Linked DNA regions of Homo sapiens: region 2 is linked to region 1. A link is an interaction called in ENCODE POLR2A ChIA-PET data of the cell type or tissue named here. Cell type or tissue: GM12878. All regions are shown on one strand. Each heading gives the region's core, and the rest is flanking DNA. Links, peaks and the distances in the headings are about the cores only.

The links. Peaks named below come from ENCODE experiments on the same cell type or tissue, not always from the same donor. Only the 100,000 strongest peaks of a DNase experiment are listed, where the experiment ranks them.
Region 2: POLR2A ChIA-PET joins it to region 1 with 8 read pairs; 3 of 35 experiments call an interaction of 5 or more read pairs at or near these places.

What each region holds. Positions count from the first base shown.
Region 1 is chr19:45,281,944-45,286,327 of GRCh38, forward strand. All of the region lies in intron 12 of MARK4 (microtubule affinity regulating kinase 4), which reads left to right. Among named protein-coding and RNA genes, the nearest start is that of MARK4, 33 kb to the left of the region's middle. In GM12878, for the core only: no CTCF peak of the experiment used is centred there; a DNase peak (open chromatin) is centred at 1,868; H3K27ac peaks cover 632 bases.
Region 2 is chr19:44,981,100-44,985,483 of GRCh38, forward strand. It overlaps CLPTM1 (CLPTM1 regulator of GABA type A receptor forward trafficking), which reads left to right. Exons shown (of 14, transcript NM_001294.4): 6 at 4,119-4,204. Among named protein-coding and RNA genes, the nearest start is that of RELB, 18 kb to the right of the region's middle. In GM12878, for the core only: no CTCF peak of the experiment used is centred there; no DNase peak of the experiment used is centred there.

The sequences.
Region 1 (4,384 bases), core at 282-4,281:
TCTGGGCCAGGCACGGTGGCTCATGTCTGTAATCCCTTGGGAGGCCGAGGTGAGTGGATCACCTGAGGTTGGGAGTTTGAGACCGGCCTGGCCAACATGGTGAAACCCTGTCTCTACTAAAAACACAAAATTAGCTGGGCGTGTTGGTGCGTGCCTATAATCCCAGCTACTCGGGAGGCTGAAGCAGGAGAATTGCTTGAAACTGGGAGGCGGAGGTTGCAGTGAGCCGAGATCATGCCATTGCACACCAGCCTGGGCAACAGAGAGACCTCATCTCAAAAAAATTAAAAAAAAAAAAAAAAGGATACACACCACCATCAGCACCCATTAGGCATGGAGACTTCTGAGAGGTCCCTTCACCCACACACTCATCAAATTTTAACCCTCTCTTCTATTTTTTTTAACGGCTTTATTAAGGTTAAAATTCATATACCAAACAACGTACCCATTTAAAGTGCACAATTCAGGCCGGGCATGGTGGCTCACGCCTGTAATCCCAGCACTTTGGGAGGCTGAGGGCAGGAGGATTGCTTGAGCCCAGGAGTTCTAGACCAGCCTAGGCAACATAGCAAGACCCCGTCTCTACAAAAAAATTAAAAATTGGCCAGGCACAGCGGCTCACGCCTGTAATCCCAGCACTTTAGGAAGCCGAGGTGGGAGGATCACGAGGTCAGGAGTTCAAGACCAGCCTGGCCAAGATGGTGAAACCCTGTCTCTACTAAAAATACAAAAAAAGCCAGGCATGGTGGCGGGCACCTGTAATCCCAGCTACTCGGGAGGCTGAGGCAGAGAATTGCTTGAACCTGGGAGGTGGAGGTTGCAGTGAGCCGAGATCACGCCACTGCACTCCAGCCTGGGCCACAGAGCGAGACTCCGCCACCCCGCCCCCTAAAAAATTAAAAATTAGGTGTGGTAGTACACGCCTGTGGTCCCAGCTACTTGGGAGGCTGAGGTAGGAAGACCACTTGAACCCAGGAGATCGAGGTCGTGGTGAGCCGTGATCGCGCCACTGTACTCCAGCCTGGGTTACAGAGCGAGACCTCATCTCAAAAAATAAATTAAAAAGTGCACAATTCAGTGGCTTTAATATATTTATAGAGTTGTACATCTATCATGATGACCGATTTCAGAACATTTTCATTACCCCAAAAAGAAAATTCACAACTTTTAGCAATCAACTTCCAGGCAGGGCATGGTGGCTCATGCCCGTAATCCTAGCACTTTGGGAGACTGAGGCAGGCAGATCACCTGAGCGCAGGAGTTCGAGACCACTGGGCAACATGGCGAAACCCCATCTCCACTATAAAATACAAAAATTAGCCGGGCGTAGTGGCAGGCGTCTGTAATCCCAGCTACTCAGGAGTCTGAGGCAGGAGAATTGCTTGAACCTGGGAGGCGGAGGTTGCAGTAAGCTGAGATCGCGCCACTACACTCTAGCCTGGGCGATAAGAGTGAGACTTCCTCTCAAAAAAAAAAAAAAAAAAAAAAAAAAATCAACTTCCAATCCCCCTTCCACCCTCAGCTACTAATCTACTTTCTATGTCGATGAATTTGGCTATTCTAGACATTTCAGGTAAATGGAATTACACGATGTGTGGCCTTCAGTGACTGGCTTCTTTCATTTAGCAGAAAGTTTTCAAGGTTCATCCATGATATGGGTATCAGCACTTCATTCCTTTTCATTGGCAAGTAATATTCCATTGCATAGATAGACCACATTTTGTTTATCCATTCATGAACACGTGGATTGCCTCCACTTTTTGGCTGTTGTGAATGATGCTGCTGTGAACATTTGTATCCGTGTTTTTGTGTGGCTGTGTTTTGCCGTCATTTCTCTTGGGTACGTATCTGGGAGTGGAATTGCTGAGTCATCTGGTAACTGTGTGTTTAATAATAGTTTGAGGAACTTTCAGGGTGTTTTCCAACTCTGTTCGTTTTACAGCCCTGCTTGTCTGCAGGGGTGAAGTTCTTACTCTGGGACAGGTACTAGGCTGTCTGCTTGTCTAATCTTTTTTTTCTCTGTCTTACATATCTCACCTTATCTTTTTCTAGATCTCTCAGCTCCTAGATTTCTTCTTTTTTTTCTTTTTTTGAGACAGAGTCTCACTCTGTCGCCCAGGCTGGAGTACAGTGGTGCGATGGTGGCTCACTGAAACCTCAGTCTCCCAGGTTCAACTGATTCTCCTGCCTCAGGCCCCCGAGCTGGAATTACAAGCCACCTTGCCCAGCTAATTTTGTATTTTTAGTAGAGACAGGGTTTCACCGTGTTGGCCTGGCTGGTCTTGAATTCCTGACCTGAGGTGATCCACCCGCCTCGGCCTCCCAAAGTGCTGGGATTGCAGGCGTGAGCCACTGTGCCCAGCCACTCCTAGATTTCTTTTCTTTTTTTTTTTTTTGGAGGCAAAGTCTCGCTCCGTTGCCCAAGCTGGAGTGCAGTGGCGCAATCTTGGCTCACTGCAAGCTCCACCTCCCGGGTTCATGCCATTCTCCTGCCTCAGCCTCCCGAGTAGCTGGGACTATAGGTGTCCACCACCACGCCCAGCTAATTTTTTGTATTTTTAGTAGAGATGGGGTTTCACTGTGTTAGCCAGGATGGTCTTGATCGCCTGACCTCATGATCCACCTGCTTTGGCTTTGGCTTCCCAAAGTGCTGGGATTACAGGCATGAGCCACCGCGCCTGGCCCGCTCCTAGATTTCTTACATCTCAGTTTTAGAATCCAGCCCAGGGCTGAGTGCAGTGGCTTACGCCTGTAATCCCAGCACTTTGGGAGGCTGAATTGGGTGGATCACTTGAGCTCTCAAGTTCGACACCAGCCTGGGCAACATGATGAAACCTCATCTCTACAGAAAAATACAAAAATTAGGCTGGGCGCAGTGGCTCTTGCCTTGTAATCCCAGCACTTTGGGAGGCCGAGCTGGGTGGATCACCTGAGGTCAGCAGTTTGAGAGCAGCCTGGCCAACATGGTGAAACCCTGTCTCTACTAAAAATATCAAAATTAGCCGGGTGTGGTGGTGAGCACCTGTAATCTCAGCTACTTGGGAGGCTGAGGCAGGAGAATTGCTGGAACCCGGGAGGCAGAGGTTGCAGTGAGCCGAGATTGTGCCATTGCACTTCAGCCTGGGCGGCAACAGCAAGACTCTGTCTCAAAAACAAAACAAAACAATTAGCTGGGCATGGTGGTGTGCACCTGTAATCCCAGCTACTTGAGAGGCTGAGGTGGGAGGATGGTTTGAGCCTGGGAGGCCGAGGTTGCAATGAGTCCAGATCGTGCCACTGCACTCCAGCCTGGGCGATAGAGCCAGACTGCCGTGTCTCAAAAAAAAAAAAAAAAAAAAAAAAGAATCCAGCCCAAGTGTTAGCTAGAATCTCCTTGGTCCACTCATCAGGATCAGGATGGAGCTCTGATATCGAGTCCAGTTGGGATTAATCTGCTGTAATGGGGGCACAGGAGGACACATTGCACAAAGTGGCTGCTGAAAGCCTGCGCTCTGACCTCCCCTCCACACTGAAGTGAGGGAGGAGAGAGGTGTCAGGGAATCTGAGACCCAGCATGAGCCCCACACGGGAAGTGGTGCTTCTGCCCTACCCCCACCATTGCTGGAGGTCAAACCATTCCCTGCCCCTGCGTCTTGTCTTTCCCACCTGTAAAATGACAGGGCGTGCCCAGAAAGTTCCTAAGGAGCTTGTGACTTTGGTATCATATGGTTAGAACGTGGTAACCTTCAGAACTCCCCACACTGAGACCTGAGTTCCAGGGATTCTCAGAGAGGGATTGCTGGCAGGTGCCAGGTATCTGTCATTGTCATTGTAGAGCTCTCAGCTTGTGGTTCTGGGACTTCTGAGCATGTATCGCTCCTGAGGATGTAACAAGCAGACCTTCTGACCCTCTCAAGTTTGAGATCACTTTTCACCCCCGGGTTCTAAAACAGTAGATTCCTAAGATGTTCCTAGAGACCAGAATTATTTTGTGTTGCTTTTGAAATTGTTCATACAATAACATCCTTGAAAATGTGTTAGTTTGGAAAGGATAGACAGTGAAAAAGTCTTCATCCAACACATATCCCCAGCTCCCAGTTTCTCAAATGCAGCAACTGTTACGGTTTTTTGTTGTTGTTTTTGTTTTGTTTTTTGACGGAGTCTCGCACTGTTGCCAGACTGGAGTGCAATGGTGTGATCTCTGCTCACTGCAACCTCTGCCTCCCAGGTTCAAGCGATTCTCCTGCCTCAGCCTTCCAAGTAGCTGGGATTACAGGTGCATGCCACCATGCCCAGCTAATTTTTGTATTTTTAGTAGAGACAGGGTTTTGCCATGTTAGCCAGGCTGGTCTCAATCTCCTGACCTTGTGATCCACCCGCCTTAGCCTCCCAAAGTGCTGGGATT
Region 2 (4,384 bases), core at 130-4,129, 300 kb before region 1:
CAAAGCACTGGGATTACAGGCATGAGCCAGCGCGCCTGGCCTATTTTATTTTATTTTTTTTTGAGACAGAGTTTCACTCTTGTTGCCCAGGCTGGAGTACAGTGGCATGATCTTGGCTCGCCACAGCCTCCACCTCCCAGGTTCAAGCAATTCTGCCTCAGCCTCCCAAGTAGCTGGGATTACAGTCATGTGTCACCACGCCCAGCTAATTTTGTATTTATAGTAGAGATAGGGTTTCTCCATGTTGGTCAGGCTGGTCTCGAACTCCCGACCTCAGGGGACCCACCTGCCTTGGCCTCCCAAAGTGTTGGGATTACAGGCGTGAGCCAAAAAATTTTTTTAAATTAGCCAGATATGGTGGTGCGCAACCTGTAGTGTCCTCCGACTCAGGAGGCTCAGGTAGAAGGATCATTTGAGTCCAGGAGGTCAAGGCTGCAGTGAACTGTGATCAGGCCACTGCACTTCAGCCTGAGCAACAAAGCGAGACCCTGTCTCAAAAAGAAATATAAATAAAATAATAAAAAGGTAAGGCCAGGGCCGTGATGGCTCACACCTGTAATCCCAGCACTTTGGGAGGCCAAGGCTAGAGGATTGCTTGAGCCTAGGAGTTCGAGACCAGCCTGGGCAACATGGCAAAACCCCCCCTAATAAAAATACAAAAATTAGCCAGGCATGGTGGCACATGCCTGTAATCCCAGCTACTCGGGAGCCTGAGGTAGGAGGATCACCCAAGCCCAGGAGGTTGAGGCTGCAGTGATCACACCACTGCACTCTAGCCTGGATAACAAAAGGAGACCCTGTCTCACAAATAAATAAATAAAAAGGTAAAGAAAAACCATGAGATTAATATCAATAATAGTTTAATTGAGCTCAACATATTCTCGTTTCAACATATGATCAGTATAAAAAGTGAGATATTTTACATTTTTGTTTCCCCTTGTGTCAGTTTTCAGAATCTAGTGTGTGTGACTGGGCACGGTGGCTCACATCTGTAATCCCAGCACTTTGGGAGGTTGAGGCAGGTGGATCACTTGAGGCCAGGAGTTTGAGACCAGCCTGGCCAACATAATGAAACCCCAGCTATACTAAAAATACAAAAATTAGGCGGGCATGGTGGCTAACGCTTGTAATTCCGTCTACTCGGGAGGCTGAGGCAGGAGAATCACTTGAACCCAGAAGGCAGAGGTTGCAGTGAGCTGAAATCGTGCCACTGCACTCTAGTCTGGGCGACAGAGCGAGACTATGTCAAAAAAAAAAAAAAGGGTCTAGCGTGTGTTTTATATCATAGCACTTCTTGGTTTGGACCAGCCATATTTGCAGTGCCCAGTAGCTGCATGTGGCCAGCAACCCTGATACTGGATGGTGCAGCTCTAGAAGATTTTCCTCCAAGAAAGGGGGGCTTTTTCCTCCCCACAGGAGCCAGGTCCATCTGGTCTGGATGCCTCCAAGCTGCAGAATGTGTTCTTTGCCTGAGCCAAAGCCTCTCTCCCCTGTGCCTCCCCCTCCACCAGCCAGCGCTGCCCTCTGGGGCTCTCCCTTCCCTGGACAGTCTCTGTCAGGTGTGGACACGATTGGGGCATGTCCCCCTGGAATTTTCTCCAAGTCAACCCTTGAGTGTTGGTTTCTCCCCCTGGACACAGGAGGAAGATCCCCAATGATTTAATAATCATAGAAATGATGAGGATTGGCCAGGTGGCTCAAGCCTGTAGTCCCAGCAATTTGAGAGGCCGAGGCAGGTGGATCACTTGAGGTTAGAATTTGAGACCAGCCTGGCCAACATGGTTAAACTCCGTCTCTACTAAAAATACAAAAATTGCTGGTCATGGTGGTGGATGCCTGTAATCCCGGCTACTCGGGAGGCTGAGGCAGGAGAATTGCTTGAACCTAGGAGGCAGAGGTTACAGTGAGCTGAAGTCATGCCACTGCTCTCTAGCCTGGGCAACAGAGTGAGACTCCATCTCAAAAAAAAAAAAAAAATGAGGATGACGTTTCTGCTAATAAGCAGTAGGCCCTGGGCCAAGAAGTGGTGAGGCTTTTCTTCCTTCTTTAGGGAAGTGACATCACTCACCAGCATCCCTTAGCTTGTAGGATTCAGAGCCAAGATTGCCCCCAGAGCCCCCGCTGTTGGCCAGGTCTCTTTCCCCTTTCCCTGTCTCTCCCTGGCCCCAGGGGACAGGATAGAGACTTGAGGGAGGGCAGACTGAGTTTTCCTTCATAGCATAAGGAAGAGCTGAAAAGTCCCCGGGCTCAGTGGCTCACGCCTGTCATCCCAGCACTTTGGGAGACTGAGGTGGGCAGATCACGAGGCCAGGAGATTGAGACCAGCCTGGGCAACATGGTGACACCCTGTCTCTACTAAAAATACAAAATTAGCCGGGCGTGGTGGTACACGCCTGTAGTCCCAGCTACCCAGGAGGCTGAGGTGGGAGAATAGCTGGAACCTGGGAGTCGGAGGTTGCAGTGAGCCAAGATCACACCACTGCACTGCAGCTTGGATGACAGAGCGAGACTCTGTCTCAAAAAAAAAAAAAAAAAAAAAAAAAAAAGAAAAGAAAAAAGAAAAATACTTAGCTTCTTTTCGGGCCAGGTGCGGCAGCTCACACCTGTAATCCCAGCACTTTGGGAGGCCAAGGTGGGCAGATCACGAGATCAGGAGATTGAGACAATCCTGGCTAACACAGTGAAACCCTGTCTTTACTAAAAATACAAAAAATTAGCAGAGCCTGGTGGCACACGCCTGTAATCCCAGCTACTTGAGAGGCTGAGGCAGGAGAATTGCTTGAACCCAGGAGGCGGAGGTTGCAGTGAGCCGAGATTGTGCCACTGCACTCCAGCCTGGGTGACAGAGCGAGACTCTGTCTCCAGAAAAAAAACAGAAACGTCCCCAGGCCAGGGCAGAGGTTGGGAGATGGAGCGTGGGCACGCACAAGCCCCTTCCTCCCCGGCAGCATTTGGGACAACATGGCAGGGGGCCTGTGGCCAACTGGGCCTCTGCGAGAGGAAGTGAGGCCAACTCCTGGCTGGGGATTCACAGCCTCAAAGTGTTTCTCATCTTGGTTTCTCATGTTGGTGGCTTCAGGCCTTTTTTGGAACCGTCTGCTGCCTCTTTATAGTCATGTATTCAACTGGTCATCACCGAGCCTGTGCAGGCGCCCCATGTGTATTCAAACAGGCCCTGCCCCTACCCGCATTTCCGCACAGAGTTTGCAGACTGGTTGCAGGGACAGACAGCAGGCAGGTAAACCACTGGCTAAGTGGTTTTGGATAGTGGTGAAATGTTGTGAAGGAAACAAGCTGGCAGGAGAATGACTGCATAGGCTCATTCAGTGGGGTGGCCAGGGAAGCCCTGTGGAAGAAGGACATTCTGCCAGGGACTTGAATGCCACGGAGGAGCCAGGCCACGAAGATTGTGTCAGGGCATGGGTTCCTGGGACACGGGGCAGCACGCCTGAAGGCCCCGGGTTGGCATGTTTGAGAAGTGGAAGGTGGTGAGGGTTGAGAGGTCACCGGGGCTACGGTGAGTGTCTGGGGTTCCAAAGCTGCGGGATGCCATGATCAGTCACTTGTTTTTATTTATTTGTTTGTTTGTTTTCTTTTTCTTTTTGAAACGGAGTTTCGCTCTTGTTGCCCAGGCTGGAGTGCAACAGTGCGATCTCAGCTTCCTGTAACCTCCACCTCCCTAGTTCAAGCGATTCTCCTGCCTCAGCCTTCCGAGTAGCTGGGATTACAGGCACCCGCCACCACATCCGGCTGATTTTTGTATTTTTATTAGAGACGGGGGGTTTCACCATGCTGGCCAGGCTGGTCTCTAACTCCTGACCTCAGGGGATCTGCCCGCCCCAGCCTCCCAAAGTGCTGGGATTACAGTGCCCTACTGAGCTGGGGTTTCTGCCTGGGGCATTTGGTGATGGTGGCGTCCCCATGATCATGAGGAACTGGGATTCGTTGAGATTTGGGGAGGCAGTTCTGGCATTCCAGGTCACATTGATCTCAGCAGGTGAGTGCAAGGTGGATGCCAGGAGACCGTGAGCCGTTGCTGGTGGGCAGGGGTCCGGGCTCTGGAGGCTGCAGGTGCCAGCAGGTCTCACGTCCCCTCCTTTCCCACCTCCCAACCACAGTGATCAACAAATACAAGCGCAGACGATTTCAGAAAACCAAGAACCTGCTGACAGGAGAGACAGAAGCGGACCCAGAAATGATCAAGGTAAATGGGCAGGGTTGTCAGGGCCTATAGGGACCAAGCCAGGCCATTCACAGCTCATCCCAGACCACTGGGGCTGTCATCTGTCACCACCACTGAACCACCATGCCGGCTCGGTCATGCCACCTCCCCTCCCTGAGCACTGGGCTCCTCCTCTGGGAAATGGGGTCAGGAGGCAGCTGT